2 separate regions of the Homo sapiens genome follow, and region 1 is linked to region 2. A link is a loop called in an ENCODE intact Hi-C map of the cell type or tissue named here. Cell type or tissue: A673. All regions are shown on one strand. Each heading gives the region's core, and the rest is flanking DNA. Links, peaks and the distances in the headings are about the cores only.

Region 1 (8,000 bases), core at 1-8,000, 310 kb after region 2:
TCTAGGTTTCTGATTTTATTGGCTTAAAGTTATTTACAATAATCCCTTATTATCCTTTTAATGTCTTTAGGATCTGTAATGATGCTCTCTATGTTGGTTATCTTTTGCTGCTATTTACTTCAAACCTTAGTGGCTTAAAACAAAAACAATTATTGTCTCACTGTTTCTGTGGATTTGAAATTTGCGAACAACTTGGATGGTAGTTCTTGATCAAAATCTCTCATGATCTTGCAATCAAGATATTTGCCAAGACTTTGATGGTCTAAAACAGGGTGTCCAATCTTTTGGCTTCCCTGGGTCACATTGGAAGAAGAAGAATTGTCTTGGGCACACATAAAATACACTAATGATAGCTGATAAGCTAAAAAAAAATCACAAAAAATCCCATAATGTTTTAAGAAAGTTTATTAATTTGTGTTGGGCTGCATTCAGAGCTGTCCTGGGCTGCCAGTTGGTCAAGCTAGAGGTGGAGGATTTGCTTCCAAGATTGCTCATTCACATAGCTATTGGCCATGAGGCCTCAGTTTGTTACTGCTCTTAACAGGAGGCCTTAGTTCCTCACCACATGGATCTTTATAGTGTTGCTTGACTGTTATCACACATGGCAGCTAGCTTCTCCTGAGTGTATGATACAACAGAGAGATCAATAAAGATGCACATTCTCTTTAATCTCTTAGTCTCTGAAGTCACACACATTTACTTCTGCTTTATTGTGTTAGATGCAAGTTTCTTAGTCTATATTCAAAAGGAGGGAAATTAGGCACCAACTCCTAGAGGTAGGAGTGTCAAATAATTTATGGATATACGTTAAAAATAGCTTTCATCCTCATATCTGATGTAGGTAATTTATGTCTCATTTTTTCCCCCGATACATCTAGATAGAGGTTTATAAATTTTACTGATTTCTTCAAAGAACCTGTCTTTAATTTCTTCAATTTTTTTCTATTATTTTTATGTTTCTATATGATAGTTTTCTGATCTTAAGTTTCCTGATTTCTTTAGATGGAAGATTATTGATATGAGATCTTTCTTCTATTCTAGTACAGATATTTAGTGCTTTAAATTTTCTTTTGAATACTGGTTTAGCTATATCACACACATTTTGGTGTGCTGTAGTTTTGTTTTTATTCAGTTCCAAATGCCTTTTAATTTCTTCTTTGATCTATGGCTCACTTAGAATTATGATTATCTTTCTCAATATTAAGGATTTTCTAGATATCTTTTTGTTATTGATTTATAATTTAGTTTCATTTTGGTCACAGAATATAACTTGTATGATTTAAATTTTTAAAATATTTATTGAGCCTTAATTTTATGACCAATAATATAGTCTATCCTGGTGAATATACTGTGTGTACTCTAAGAGAATGACTATTCTGTTGCTATTGGGTAGAGTATTATATAAATGCCAGTTAGGTCAAATTGGTTCAGAGTGCTACCCAGGCCCTTATTGGGTAGCACTGTGCTCACTGACTTTTTTGTCTGCTTTTTCTATCAGTTAGTGAGAGGGGGTGTTGAAATCTCCAACGATCTTTGTTGATTTTTCAATTTCTATTTAATTTCTATCAGTTTTGCTTCATATATTTTGAAGTTCTGTTATTAGGTCCATAAACTTTTAGAATTGTTAAGCACTCTTTATGAATTGACTCCTTTAGGATTATGAAATGACCTTTTTTATCTTTAGTAATAATGTTTTCTCTGAAATCTGTATTTTCCAATATTAACATATAGATTGCATCTTTCTTTTGATTGATGTTACCATGGTTTATCTTTACTTCTTTATTTTAAACTTATTTGTGTTTTAATATTTAGTGTGTTTCTTCTGTGCTTTGCTTTGTTATGCAATATGATAGTCATTGCCTTTTACTTGGGGGTGCTTCGACTATTTACATTTAACGTGGTTATTCATATGGTTGGATTTAAATCTACTCTTGCTGTGTGTTTTCTGTTTGTCTTACATATTTTTAATTGTTTTGGTATTTTTCTGTATTTTATATTATTGGAATTCTTTTTTGTAATTCTGTTTTATCTCCTTTGCCAGTTTATTGGCTGTGTGTGTGTGTGTTTTTTTTTTAACTAGTTGCTTAAAGGGTTTATAATATACATATTAAATCTATCATGGTCTGCCTTAACGTAATATTAGGATTCCATTTTTTATGCACTATTGGTTTATCAACTATATAATTTTGTCACTTTTGATACTGTAAAGATGTTACTTCACTGTCTTGCACTGTTTTCTACGAGAAATCTCTGCTCTTTTCTTTGTTTCTCTGTAAATAGAATATTTTTTTCCTCTGGCTGCTTTTAAGATTTTTCTTTTTGGTCATTGGTTTCAGTCACTTTGATGTGTGTTGTACCTTGGTGTAGCTTTTTTCATGTTTTTCCTCCGTAAGGTCTGTGGAGCTTCTTGGATCTCTGAGTATATATTTTCATTTAATTTGGAAAAAACATCTGCCATTATTTTTTCTTTCTTTCTTTTTTTTTTTTTGTTCCTCCTTTTCTGTCCTCTGTGTTGGGCACTCCAAATACATGCATTTAGGTCACTTTAAGTTGTCACAACTCACTCATGGTCTGTTCATTTTTTTTTCCCTCAATGTCTTTCTCTTTATTTGGGATATGTCTTCAGGTATACTAATACCTTCTTTTGTAAGGTGGAATCTGCTGTTGATACTATCTAGCATATTTTTTAAAAATCTCAAACATTATGTTTTTTGAGGGAGTCTTTATTTACATCTTTCCTGTCTCTATTTAGTACGCTCATGTTTTCCTTTACCTTCTTGAACGTATGAAATTTAATTGTTTTAATTTTTTAAATCAGGTTTATCATCTGTGCCATTTTTATGTCTCTCTTGATTTTTCTCTTCATTGTGGGTATTGCCTTGCTTCTTTGCAGGAAATATATGTGCTTGGTATATCTTGATTGGATGCTAGACATAATGAATGCTACCTGTTGCATGCTAGATATTTTTGTTCTCTAAGTATTCTTGAGATTTGTTGTGAGCTACAGTTAAATTACTTGGAAACAGTTTGATCTTTCCAAGTAATTTTAAGCTTTAAGCTTTTAAGCATTGCTAGGTAGACCCAGAGCAGACTTTAGTCTAAGGTAGTTAGTCTCTACAAGTGAAGCAACACCTTCTGAGCACTCTATTTAATGGCTCTTACATTGCAAGGTTTCCACTCTGGCTGGTTGGAACATGGCTATACCCAGCCTTGTATGAACTTTGAGATTGTTTTGCAGACTGTTCCTGTACGTTCCCACCTTTGGGTGTTTTCCTCATATCCATGGAGCAAGCAGTACTCAGCTGAAGACTCCTTGTCAGGAATCCTCTGAAATTCGCTGGCGTTTCTCTGTGTATATTTCTCTACTCTCCATGCATTTCTCTCCTGCTTGGTACTATACCTTGCGAATTGTACAATTGTTGGCCTCCCCTTGATCACATGTTTCTTCTCACATCAGGGAGAATATTATGCTCTTATTTGTTTGTCCATCCCTATCTTGCAGCCTGAAAATACTCCCATCATAGAACCAGACAATTTTAGGCATTTTCACATTTGTTTCCCTTATTTCAAGGATCACTGTCCTCGCTGCCTATTGTTTAATGTCTGAAAATCATTGTTTCATATGTTTTGTCCAATTTTTAAATAAGGAGGGAAGATAAATCCTGTCCTTTTAACTCCATAATAGCTAGAAGCAGTTCTCTTCAGTTTCTTAACATTTTCTATTTCATTCTTGCTTCATTTTTTAATTTGCTTTAAGAAGTCTGTTTCCAATTATATTCTGTTTTCTATATATTTGATCTTTTACCTAGAGACTCTGGACTTTTTTCTTATTTTGAAAATCTGTTGATTAAGATATATCTCAAGAGTTGATCATTGTGAATCACTTTTATCATGTGGCCACTTATCCCTTTTGGTATGTGGAACTCCAGGAAGTGTACTTGGATTATATTTTTAAATTTTTTTTTCTACTATTTTATTTTTCTTTCCAAGATCTCCAATTATATGTACTCTGGACTTTTTTGGGTCTGTGTTCCACTTCAACTCCTTTTCTCTGATGGTCTTTAATTTTTTTCTCATTTGGTAATTTTCTTGCTTTTTCTTTGCCCTTTATGACATTTGTATTTCATTTTGTTCTTCCTTGGACTCTTTTTAAATTTATTCCTTCACTTTCATATAATTTTGTGTTTTTCTTTATTTTCATTTCACCCTGCGTTTATTCAGCTCATTCATTTCTTTTCATTTTTTAAAATACAATTTCTCATTTTAGTTTTAAAATGTCTGAATCTGGATACAAATGCTCACTTATTTCATTTATTATTATAATTTGTTTATGGTTTCTGGGTTTTGTTTGCATGGAGTCTGTTATCACCTGAAATCTTGTGAGTCTCTTTTTGTTTCTTTGTCTCATAGTAGCTTTGCATTGATGAAGACAGTATCTTTGTATTCATGGACGTTTTGGCTGTTTGCAATAGTTTATAAAATTACTAGTTTAAGAATACCCTCTTCTGTTGGGTATTTTATTTATTGTACAATTTATTTAATGGATGAAATGTTGGCGAGTGCTGGGTGGGAAGGAGTTGTTTTTTTATTTACTCGTATAAGAGCCTAAGTTTCCCACTTTTCTTTTTCCTCCTAATACCCAGTTTCCAAAAGGTGTCTCTACCTATCTTTTCTCCTATCTTCTGCCTCTAAAGCATTCTTTCCCAGGACTGGCTCCTTGACTTTTGTGTTAATGCACATTAAGTCTTCTCTTTGTAGGTCAGTGTTCTGATTTACCAGAGCTTGTTACTATTTTTTTTTACACTTACTTAGTCCTCCCAGTCTCTCTCCCATGCATTTTTTTTCCTGACCTTCCTAGCACTCTAAAAAGAGTTGCTGTGGGAGTCCTAGAGTAGGTTCTATTGGAAAGTGCTTCATATTTTTCTTCCTGTAGGTAATTTGAGGTTTATCGTGTACCCTGTCTTCTGGCTGAAAACATGGGATTTTTGTGGTTTTATTTATTCTTAATATGGTAATTGATGTAGCTTTTTGGTATGATATGTGGGGAGATGGAGGTTTAGGTAACTGTTAGTATTTCTGTTGCCTGAAAGCCTGGAAAATCTGGCTTTTTTGAGAACAATTAATATTTCTAGATACTTTAACTAAAAAGCTAATTTTGGACATTTTCTTGAATCAGGAAAGTATCGTGGCATGTGACATGTTATTTGACCTTTTAAAATGGCTGGGCTTTGCAAATAAGGGACTTTGGAATTTTATTCTTTCAGATAACAGCACAGATTTCTATATAGAATAGTTCTTCTATTTTTCGTGTAAATTAAGAATTCCAAATTGTTCTTACACCTTTGTGTGGGATGTCTATAATGTTAGGTTAAAGTTACTACATAATACCTTTTAGTGCTTTAATGAAACAGTGAATTATTGTTACTTGACCTTTTGAAAAGGTCAGTAGTACATTTTGTTTCATTTTTTTAAAGGACATTTAAATGTAATGAAAGTCAGAACTGTAATATTACCATGAAAGTAAAGGTTATAGGGTACATTTAATTGTGTTCCTCTGTTTTTGAAACTGCTTTGAGGGAGACTGTGTTAAAATTCCACATGGTAATTGTTTTTTGAGAATTTTATTACTTTTTCATTTTATTCTGTTAGAGTAAAAGATTACATTTCTGTTTGTCTTTTTCTGCTATTTTTGCTCAAGTTTCCTGTGTATTATCCTATTTAAGTTATAAAGTTTAAACTACTTACCCATTCACTTTTCCAAGAAAGTAAAATGGAATAAATGTCTCAGAGGTCTTTCTTCTCTTAGAAAGACTCTTGAGTAAAATTCTGTTTGTTCAAATATATAGTTAATATGTTACTGATTTCAAAAAAGTTAGAGGCCCACTAATGGGAGAATTAAATATACTCTGATTTATGCAAGTATTTCACTTATGTCTGTATAGATTGTGTAACTAAATATATTTTCATTTTATTAAAATTTAGAAAGTAAGCTGAAAACGACTATATAATGTTATATATCCTTATTTTATATTGTGATGTTTTTCTTCCATTAAAGCAATTTGAAGGAATTTCTTTTTTCATAAATTTATTTACTAAGAAATAACACTGAAATTTCTTCTATGGGCCTGGTTAGCAATTTTGTAATATTTCTTGTGTTTGTGAGTGACTTTCTCTTTAAAAACAAAGTCTTATCTGAGTGTTTTGATTTCCCAGTAACTACAAAGTTTTTGTAAGACAGTTTTGAGTTATTTTCCCTCAAATGCAATATTGTGTTGCATATATTTTAACAAGTATAAAGATGTGGATAAAATTGATACCTTTTAGAAAATAAAGGAAAACATTGTCTTTTCTTTGTGATTCTGTTTAACTTCTCAGCATTAAGTGAAAGATAAAAATTTGAGTGATCCTTTTCAATATTTTCCACAGGGAAGAGACTTCCACCTTAGGATAGTGTTGCCTGAAGATTTACAACTGAAGAATGCAAGGTGATATGGTGTTTAGTTATAAACGTGCATTTTTGCATTTTGGTGGGACAGGCAGTACATTTGGTATAAATTGATTCTAGTGACTAGAGTTTTGCCTAAAATGCTTATTAGTCATTTGCCCCAAAAGAAACATTTCTGATTTTTCCAAACCAATGCAGCATTTGTAAATATTTACCTGTTACTAAAGTGCTTTTAAACATTAGTTCTCTCATTTTTAAAAAAATATTTAAAGCAGTAAACAGCCATTGTGTACACTTCACTAACAAATACTGAACAGGTATATAAAGGGAGAACAAAAGGATTAGAAAACTTTTTTTCCAACTTTTGACTGATATTATTAATGTGTATATTCATTATATGAGAAGAGTCACATCAGTTCAGTCCTGGCTTAAATTAGGTACCAACATTGAGTGCTGGTAGATACAACTAGTCAGGATATGAGACTGAAAATTTAGGTACCACCCCAAATCTCAATTCTGCCTCTAAATATTTCTGGAGAAGAATGGAGGAAAAGGAATCCAGAGATATTTATGAGTAGAATTGAGAGGATTTTGTGACCAACAGAAGTGTAGTTAAGAGGGAAAAAGGAATAGAGGATGCTTTTCAAATTCCCGGCTCAGATCTCTAAGCTAGAGAAGAGGTCACAGATGGAAAAGTAGAAGAGAGATTGTTTTAAGGCATATTTGGTGTGAAATACCAAGAGGAGCTATTTAGTAGGTAGTAATGTAGTGGTGTGGAAATAGAGTGTGAGACCTGGAGTGCAGATGTGTGTGGAAGTTACAACAGATGAAGGATTTGAGACCTTGATTATGAATAGACTTTTTGGTGCTGTGTCTAGCGGGGTAGAAGAGAAAGCCAGTGACAAGACCTTGGGGCGTACCAACATTTAAAGGACTGGTCACTAAAGAGGAACTTACAAGGAGACTAAGGATTGACCAGAGAAGAGGAAAACTTGGGCAGCAGAGTCTTTCAAGCCAAATAAAGAGAGGCTTAAGCAAGGCATGGTTAGCAATGCTGAGGATTACAAAGAGATAGGTTAGATGCAAGTAAGTTTTGTGTGGTGGCAGAAGCCATTTGTGTTGGATGAGTGGGAGGAAAGTATAAAGTATTTTGAAGAAAAAGAGGTGGTTAGAGAATGGTATGCATTCAAGAAGGAGTTATGATGTTCTTTAAAGATATATATTTGAGCAAGTTAATTCATTAAGGAGAAAAAAACTAGCAGAACATAAATTAAGGATACCACAATAAAGGGATAATTAATTGAAGTCACCAAGTTGGTAGCAGGGGAGAGAAAGCACATTTTGAGCAGGGGTTACCAATGGACATTTGAATGAACTACTCTGCCACTAAGAGAGGAGATAGGGATGGTTATGGGGATTTGAAGACCAAGAATGGAGAGAGTTGTGACAGTTTGAAAAGGCCATGTTGGGGAAAACTCAGAGAGGCTTCCTACTTGTAGGTAACTAAAAGTAATTCCTTAGAAGAGTTACTTAATAGTATCGGGAGCACAACAGA
Region 2 (9,899 bases), core at 922-8,921:
TCTTTCTATGCCCATAATCAACGAGAACTCAAATAGAAAATATATTAACTCAATTTTCCTTTTGAAAGTACTTTTGGAGGCCAGGCGCAGCGGCTCACGCCTATAAACCCAGCACTTTGGGAGGCTGAGGTGGGTAGATCACCTGAGGTCAGGAGTTCAAGACCAGCCAGGCCAACAATGATGAAACCCCATCTCTACTAAAAATACAAAAATTAGTCAGGCATGGTGATTCACGCCTGTAATCCCAGCTACTTGGGAGACTGAAGCAGGAGAATCGCTTGAACCTGGGAGGAAGAGGTTGCAGTGAGCTGAGATCACACCATTGCACTCCAGTCTATGCAGCACAGTGAGACTCCGTCTCAAAAAAAAAAGGAAAAGAAAAGAAAAAAAAAAAGGAAGTACTTTTGGGAAAAGAAGAAAACAACAACATTAACCATTTTTTAAAAAGTTAGGTTATGCTTCATATTAGGTACAAGTTTAGTGCAATTCTTTCTTCTTCCTAAAGCATTTTAAAAAATGCCCAAGATGACAATGAGAAAGCATGTGAAGGCCTAGATGTCATGATATTTCATATCCTATACTGCTAAAGTTAAAAAGTGAAAAAATATATTCAAGAAAAAAAGGTTCAATTAAGGTAGTTGTAATTAAAGGAATTATATTACCTTTCAAATAACCAGAAAACTCAATTAACCAAAATCACTTATTGGCTGTGTCTTCCAGTTAATGAAGATTTTGGAAGATTTAATTGTTAAGTACACATCAGAGTTTGTCATGAAGATATACCCAGTTGTTATAGTAAATATGGTACAGAGAATTTCTTTCAGTTGCTATTGTATTAAATGTTATGTATTTCAGAAATAGCCTAGAGTTAAAGAGGAGTGATATTCTATTAATTAATCTTAAATTATTTCAGGATAGGAACATAGACCTAGGAAAGAAAAATGGAAATGATGCACCAAAAAAAAAAAAAAAATCAGCAATTTCTTCCTCAAACTTCCTAATCCAAATGGCCAATTGCTGGTTGTCATTGCATTAATCTAATTATAACTCTTTCCTATTGAATTTTCAAATACATGAAATGACTGGGAAAAAACAGCGACTTGTAAAAATCAAAGGGTTCCATGGTTAATGTTACATTCAAAGGTAATTACTTAACACAGGCAAAGCTGAACTGCACAACCTACAATTCTGCAACTTTCTATAGGCCCTTTTGCTTCTACTTTAAATAAAAGAAATTCCTTTCATTTTGTCAAGAAAACTTTTCTCTACCTCACTACTGCCTGACAAGGGAACAGATGGCAATTTAAGGGGAGAATTTATGAGAGCCACAATCTTAATGTTGCATAAAGGAAAGAAAAAGACTCGCATCAAAACCACTGACAAATGTACTTGCTAATATTAATGCACTCCCCATTCATCCAATATGCTTCCTAATTGCTTTTCTGTACATAATAATGTGGCACCTGCTGCTCAACATTGCAAACGCATCAGGATTTCTCCAAAGTCAAACAGCTCTGCAACTGGCCCTCTCCCAGTGATAAATGTAGAGCACTGTATCACGCACAGTTCCTGTCAGTGGCATAATTAAAATTTTATACTTACAGAAAAAGATAGTAAACAATCAGTTCTTAAATGGATTCACAAGAGGAACTCTTGTTACAGCCAACTTTATAATTAGTATGCATCATGTACTGCTAATATATCCATGACAAGAAAATAGGAAAAAAATTAGAAACTTGAGTTCTTCCCTTTAATGCAATGTTAAACTACTTTAAAAAAAAGAAGAAAATAATCTACTATTACTGTACTATTACATCAAGAACCTTCTCTCATATTAGCATAACTGCTTCTACTATATAACTTGTCTATGCCTTCTCAAGTGACAATGAGAATGAGATTAGAGTAGAAGGGAGAAAACTTTTGCATGCATACACATCAATGAAAGCATGGTACATATTTTGTAGTACAGGGGTCCAAAAACTACAGCCTCTTGGTAAAATCCAGGCCAAAACCAGATTGTTTTGTAAAGCCTGTGAATTGAGAATGGATTTTACATTTTTAAATAGTTGGAATAAAAATCAAAAGAAAAATAATATTTTGTGACACCTGAAAATTACGTGAAATTTAATTTTCAATGTCCATAAATACAGTTTTATTGGAACATGGCCACACTCATTCATTTATTTATCATATTGTCTATGGCTACTTTCTTGCTACAAGGGCAGAATTGAGTAGTTGCAACAGAGACCTAGTCTGCAAAGCCTAAAATATTTACTATCTGGTCCTATGCAGAAAGAGTTTGCTGATCCCAGATCTAAGGCATTTGTACTCTACAAATCTATGTAATTGGAGTGTGTCATTATTTACATGTATGTGCACATAAACAATTAGTGATCTATGAGATAAAAGTAGGGTTACCACAAACATATCTGTGTGCATGCACGTGTGATGTAAAAGGTTAAAAACTATAATTCTAGGTGTAACTAAAAATTAATGTTTGCATTGTGATGAAAATCAAATTATATTAATTATCTGGACTTTTATTTTGATTATAATTATATTTAGCAAATTACTGCTTTACTTTTGCATGTATGCATTTTATGTTCCTTATGTCTGTGAAGAGTCTATTTTATTAGACAATAAAACAACCAAAACAACAACAGCAAAATATATATATACACATATATACATGTGTATATATATATATACACATATATACATGTGTATATATATATACACATATATATATATTATTTTTGGCTATCACTGAATGTGGAAATAATGAGTGATTTAGTAAAACACCACTGTTGAGGCCACTTTGCTATTTTTTTCCTGAAGCTATCAGTAAGCTAAAAAAGAAGTTATTTGATAAAATTGTTTAAGACTACATACACACACAGATACAAATGAATCCATGTAAAACTGGTGAAATCATAAGGTGCTTTCAATCTGTTTCCTGAGTTTGACTGTATTACTGTATTCAAATTATGTCAGATATTACCAATGGGGGAACTAGGAGAAGGGTACATGGGACTTCCAATATTTTTACAATTTCCTGTAAATCAATAATTATTTCAAAATAAAGGTTATCTTTGTAAGTCATTTGAGAAGAGAATCCTCTAGATTATATGGGTAGTTCCTCTATCTGATATAGAATTACATTGTACCAAGATTTTCAAAAATTTTACCGAGAAAAAGAAAATAAGAAAAACTAATAGATCTAAAAATTTCCACACTTGACTTACATGAAATGAGGCTGAAATAAATCAATCAGTTTAATTTTTTCTAATCAATATAATGGAGTGGAGGGAACTCAGCTAAACAGATTACGTGGTTTGGTGGACAAAGCCTCTAGTTGGCTGGCTGACCAGTTTGCTTCACGTGGGTTGTCGAGGGTTCCTCTTCGGTAAGTCCGGACTGCAGAGCCTGATGACTATTTCTTTGCCCCTAGTGCCCCTCTTCTCACGTTCCCCAAGCATATTCCTATTGGCCAGAACCTTTCCTTTATTGTACAATTACCATCTTTTACATCTAGATGAAAATGCTTTGCTTTACAGCTGAAAGCTGGAAGTGAAGGGAATTTGAATCTAGAGGATTTTAACTTGTTTGCTTCACTAGAAAAGCATGCCTCATACGACGTAGTGCCTTTTTAAAAGGCTGTTCCTTTGAGCAAATAGTATTAATTCCAATACTTTTTTAAAAGAGGGGGAGACCTACCTATGAATGTAAATAAAGTGACAAATTCCAAAACTAAACATCTCAGGGAGATTAAAGTCTGAATCAGAAGCACAGATGCAGATAAAATAATTTGTATCATGAATGAAAATGTTATACCCTAAAATCCTAGGAAAAACAAAAATCTTTTCTTGAAGATAAAACTGCATAAAAATTACTGATGTGAGTGAGGAAATAAAGTATGTTTTTAGTTTTCATGCCAGGAAGGAGATGAGATTCATTTTTATACCAGCTCCACAAAGGCTTGCTAGCAACCTGCTTAGAATACAATAGATGGGATTTAAATTTTCTTTTCCTTTACGTGGTTTGCTCATTTGCATGCTAGGCCCCAGAATGGTCTTCTCTCTCTCTCTGCCATTTCACAGAAACACTGGGATCTGAGCGCTGGGAGCAAACTGAAAGGTTCAAGGGTGCTTGTGAGTTCAGCAGAAAGCTCTTTTATCAGTGTATTTGCAAGGGAAAAATGTAGTGCTTTCCTCACTTCATTGGGCAACTTTTCCTTTGAGGGACAGCTTCAAAAATCTCCTCCCCAGAACACCTCTCAGCCCAGAAAGTGCTCTGCATTCCTCAAACACACAGAAGGAAACTCACCATGGGGACTCCTAATGAACAAAGACAAAATTAGCGTTGGTTTGGAAGGATTTTAGAAAGAGGATCGGTCTACCCTTCTGCACCTGGGTGTCAGTTCCTCAAATTTCTTCATTTAAAATATCAGACATGGCTGTTATTCGAGCTTAAAAGAAAGTCCAAGGGGGCTGAGACCTTGGAGGAAAAGGCTATCCAGACTTTATTTTCAAATCAATTTTAGGATGATTAAAGTATATACAAATGTCACAACTATCCAACCCAGTGAGTAATAATTTAAAAGAAGAGAAGGAAATAAACACAAGACATTTAGTCGCTCAAATAGGAAATATCAATCCAATCCAATGATTATAGTCAGTTTTTAAAGCCTACACAGTACATTCTCATCATAAAAGACATACTGTATATAAAGAGAAATGCTCCCTCATTGCAGTATAAAGATCTCAGATGTGATGCCTGACGAAATAATAAAAGGACTGTATTCATCAACAGACTTAAAACTGCACGTTATTCTCTGTTACTGACAGACAACTGTTTATAGGAACTGGAAGAGGTTGGGATGGCATTCCTATGTAAATAAGAGGGAGTGGTGCTGGAGTGTTGTTTTTTCCAGCATTGCAAAAGCCCTCACAGCAGGAAATGTTTTATTGTAATGCAAATGTATTTGATTTTCTCCAAAATCCCCTTTCACTGTCTTTCCTGTCTGAATGTATCATCACACCATATTTGCAATTCTATTAAGCACCATTTTATATTAGCCTAATTTACGTAACCTGCCTAATAGGAATCGGAAATGTTACAGTTATTTTACTGGATCCAATTAGTATTTCATTGTTTTAGCCTGAGCACAATATTGTACAATAGTCCTCAATACTCAGCTAAATGGGATAGGATGTACACCACGTAATACGATAAATGGAAGCATATGTTTTAAGCTAATTAAAACGCAGTTAAAACCTGCCTGAACTGAAACCAACTGCATCCTTTAATATCTGGTGAATGACTATTTAAAAAAAAAAAACCAATAATAAAATGTCATATCATGGTGAACTTAAGAAAAAAGTACAAAAGTTAAGTACTGAAAATAGCTGGACTAAATTACTAGTGGATTGTTTCCTGGAAACGCATTTTCTCTTTTTATGTGTCACACAGAGAAGAAGAGTGACTTTTTCCCAAGTTAGATACACAAATTCACAAAAATGTGTAAAGATTATTGGTTAACCAGAGGGTGAGGAATAGTTTAAGTATTCCCATAATTAAAAATAGAGTTTCTTATTTCTTATTTTAACACCCATTCAATTTATAGAAATATATCAAATGTTGCATTTTGTGCATATCAGAGATAATATATTCAGCAAAAAGAAGTTACATAATTTCAAACCAAAAAAAATTTGTAACAATACTCAATTTTAAAAATGGCTTTATTTAGGGATATCACTGAGTAGGAAAAAAACCTAAAATGTTGGGTTGAAATTGTGAAAGTAACAATAGTAAACAATGTGAGTATTGTATAACGTAACATATTATACATATATATATACCAAAAATTCCTTGTAATGCAGGAAAATCACTTTTCTTTAATTTCAGAATTTTGCTGTTGAATTCATATTGGGTTGTTATGCTGTTTTATCTGGGTATTGTTCCCCTAAGATTACAGGCTCTATTAAAATATGAGTAGGAAGTATATCTAGGAGGAAAAAATACTGGGCTGAGCGACACATAACCCAATTAAAAGCATATTTGCTTCTTACTTTTTATACAGACACCTCTCAAACCTCATTTCAATGAAAATAGTGTATGAAATTGTAACTTTGCCAAAAATAACTTTCGGAAAAAGAAACAGGTATGAGAAGTTTCTCTTATAGTAAAAGGGAGGCAAAGTTGAATGTCTGGCAAAATATTAAATACAATATTTGGTGGGAAAAATAATCTTTTTTGTTTTTTATTTTAACTTATGACAATGGTAAGAAATAGTACTAAAGTGAACTCCTGGGCTGACTGGAGATTCTTAACAATAATGTATGATGGTTGCACTAAACCTGAGAGTGTGCTTTATGTCATTTTTTCCGACTTTGCCATTAACTCCATAACAGCTGGCACCAAATATAGTAAATTGTGAAATAATGAGCTTGTATATTGCTAGCAATTACAGAGTTAAGTTGAATAAATCCTTAGAGTACAAAATAAGTGTGCTTTCCACCTGACAATAAATTAAAAGTGACGCCTGCCTTAATTTAAAATTGCCTAAGATCATATAAAAAAATCAACAAAAAACACTGTGATTGAAACCACATCTCAAAATTTGCCAGGTTTGACTCTATCCCTTTCATATATGTTTATGACATCTGTCACCTCGATCTATTATTTAAACACTTTTTATGCATTGCTGAGTTATGAAGTATGTTTGTGATAACTATACTTCTGAATTTGAAAGCTCAAGATGTGAATGCTATGTATCTTGCTTTCCTTGTCAATATATAAATCTGAACAGAAACTAGATAACCAGATCACAATATTCTTTTAAACTATGATACCAGACGGGCTGTGCCTTTAGAAAAACAATACAATTAAAGGACCAGAATTTGGAAGCTCTTGGTAAACAAAATAAACATCACTTCAATGAAACTCATACATAACATGAAACTAACGTTTCTTTAATTGGTTTTTGAAAAATATAACTTATAAAAATATAACTTAGACCATATATTAATGGACCATGTCCAAAAGTAGTCTAAACGGCAGTTGCTGTTAGACAGACACAGCCTCAAACTGCCAGGGGATTGGGTTTTATCTGTCAGCATAAAAACACCTACCATGGATTAGATAAAGGGGGATGGGACAGGTAGCAATACAGGACTCCTCTCTTCACATACAAACACAAACACATACACACATGGCAAATAGTAAAAGTTAAGTAAGTGCCATGGCGTCTTTGGGCTCACCATAGAGCTGGATGTGATTTTGGGAAGTGACTGGAAGAAGCCTTTTGGCTTCTAGGAGGGAAATAAAACTATCCCAACTGATAGTCATATTTTTCCCTTCTGAATATATTTAGGAATACAAACAATATGTTTTAAGAGGCAGCTTCAGCCGGCCACGGTAGCTTGGTTCACGCCTATAATCCCAGCACTTTGAGAAGCTGACGTGGGTGCATCACCTGAGGTCAGGAGTTCGAGATCAGCCTGGCCAACGTGATGAAACCCTGTCTTTACTAAAAATGCAAAAATTAGCCAGGCATGGTGGCAGATGCCTGTAATCCCAGCTACTAGGGAGGCTGAAGCACGAGAATTGCTTGAACCCGGAAGGCAGAGGTTGCAGTGAGCCAAGATCGCATCACTGCACTCCAGCCTGCGCAACAGAGCGAGACTCCATCTCAAAAAAAGAAAAAAGAAAGAGGTAGCTCCTGCTCCTCTGAAAATGTGGCTTCTCATCTTGGACATTCCATATAGCAAATGAGTCTATTAAATGTATCCTAAAATCTTTCAGTGATCTGGAATGTATAAGCCTGTCTTATAAAGTTGTAATGTTTCCATTCCAACAAAGTAGGCTGCCTGTTTTGGGACACTGACCAATCTCATCATTGCATCATTTCCTATAGAATCAATTTGTATTATTGTGTATGGAGGTACAGATTGGCATTGATTCAAAGTACTGAAATTAGATGAGCCCTAAAAGAAACTAAGCTTGTTGGCAGGCCAGAATTTGAGCTGAAGTGGAAATTACAAAATATAGCAATTAACCATTACTCCTCAGTTACTGTTGCGGCTTAGGACATGCTACTGCAAAATATGGCACCTTGACAGATGGAAAATTTTAAGCTGAAGAAATTTGAGAAACAGTATTTGCATGAAGGTCTCCCTGACCTTCCCCTGCTTTTCTCCACTAAAACAGGTCATAAAACCTAGGAAGGATTTTCTGACCCTCCCCTAATGCAGGCCATAAAACCCTCATGTGAGAGATGCTCTCTCTATACCTGGAGGAAAAGAGCAGCCTTATCTCTGAAGACACAGGATCACAAAGAAAAATCTGAACAAACGGGTGTTGCTAAGTTCTCCCCTAGTTTATTATCATTAGATCATACCCCCTTTGTCCAATTATATTTCTCCATGACTGTCCACTCTACATCAAACCTACTACAGTATAAAAAGCTCTACAGTTTAGCTGCTTCTTTGGGTCTTAATTTCCTCATGAAGGCTCCCATATCACACAAAGCTTACATTTAAAACATATGTGTGATTTTCTCTCGTTAATCTGTGTTTCGTTATAGGGGCCCCAGTCAATGAACCTTAGATGAGAAGGGAAAGATATGCTTTCTCCTCCATACTGTCCAATTCTCAGACCTTAAGTGGGTGGAGGCAAAGGTGAAAATCTGAGATCTAAAATTTTTTTGTATCAGCAGAAAAGTTGTATTCCTTTTAAAGGCACATCCAAGGCCTTAACAGACAGCCACAAATCAAAGTAGGCATTTAAAGCATTAGATAGTAAGGCACAAGATATACAATGGGGGAAAATGCTTCACCATCGGAAGCGAACAGCAAACTTGGCTGCATCGACAGCTGAGCTCTGCAAGTGCTGGGGGGTGTGGCTGAGAGTAACAGCATGTTTGCAGAACTAAAAGAAATGTTTCTCAGCTATTCCTACATGCAGGAACAAAACCAAATGCAAGACACCACATTCAGAATTCTCAACCCTCTTTCCGTTAGCTGTGCTTTGAGCCAAAGGATTAGCTTTTGCAGTAACCAAAATTGATGGTTCAGATGGCTGAAATGACCACAAAAAAAGATTTGGAGAGACTTAACTGCAAAGCTTTTACTGATGCACATGTTCCCAGATATACACATTTTGCAACCACAGAATGAGACAGGTTCTACAAAGAAAAAGGGAGGTGTTAATGAGAATTGCTTCTTTATCAAATGGTCTTCACCTATTCAATATTGCAAAGAATTTATAACAAGCTAAACTCCTGTGCTTGTCCAGAACATTTCAGACTTACTTCTGAGAACATCTCTCCTTTTTGTTACTCTGCAACTTTCTAATGCTATCTTAGTAATAAAGATAATATTCTAAAGGAAAAATAAAAGACTATTTCCAAATGATTTGGAAATAAAAGGTCAGTTTTAAAATCTGAATTTATCAAAGTATACCATAATATATAATCTGCTGACCAACATGCCATTAATCTCTTAAATCTAAATAACATGAATTTCTGTTTTACTCCTAACTCATAAAACCATAAGGAACCCCACGGACTGGCATTCATTTTTTCAATAGCCAAAGCTTCAAATGGGACAGGCACTTTACTTTGTTCTGGGATGTGGATTTGTGGGCAGATGACAAGGTGCTAATGAGGAGCTAATGTCCCTGCAGCTGGCTAACTGCCAACCTCAGGATGGGAGGATTAGAGCATTTGTCTGCATTAGCCCTGTACAAAGGAGGGAGGGGCTAGGGGAAAGCCAACTCCAGGTTGAATAACTTGACTCACATTTGATCTTGTGTCCCATTCCAAAGGTAAGGGGCTATTTGAGGATAATTATGCACTTCTCCTAGGTGGCATGGCTAGTTCTCATGTGGATACACTT

Evidence for each region. Hi-C counts contacts between places; a loop is a spot of excess contacts. Peaks named below come from ENCODE experiments on the same cell type or tissue, not always from the same donor. Only the 100,000 strongest peaks of a DNase experiment are listed, where the experiment ranks them.
Region 1: it touches region 2 in a loop (2.2-fold over the local background); 2 of 110 quality-filtered maps call a loop at or near these places.

Annotation. Positions count from the first base shown.
Region 1 is chr2:58,230,539-58,238,538 of GRCh38, reverse strand. It overlaps FANCL (FA complementation group L), which reads left to right. Exons shown (of 14, transcript NM_018062.4): 2 at 6,427-6,485. Among named protein-coding and RNA genes, the nearest start is that of FANCL, 6.8 kb to the left of the region's middle. In A673, for the core only: no CTCF peak of the experiment used is centred there; no DNase peak of the experiment used is centred there.
Region 2 is chr2:58,535,197-58,545,095 of GRCh38, reverse strand. The region is part of intron 1 of LINC01122 (long intergenic non-protein coding RNA 1122); the gene reads right to left. Among named protein-coding and RNA genes, the nearest start is that of LINC01122, 19 kb to the right of the region's middle. RefSeq lists enhancers at 4,123-4,704, 4,705-5,288, 9,142-9,898. In A673, for the core only: no CTCF peak of the experiment used is centred there; a DNase peak (open chromatin) is centred at 4,975; H3K4me3 peaks cover 1,141 bases; H3K27ac peaks cover 2,455 bases.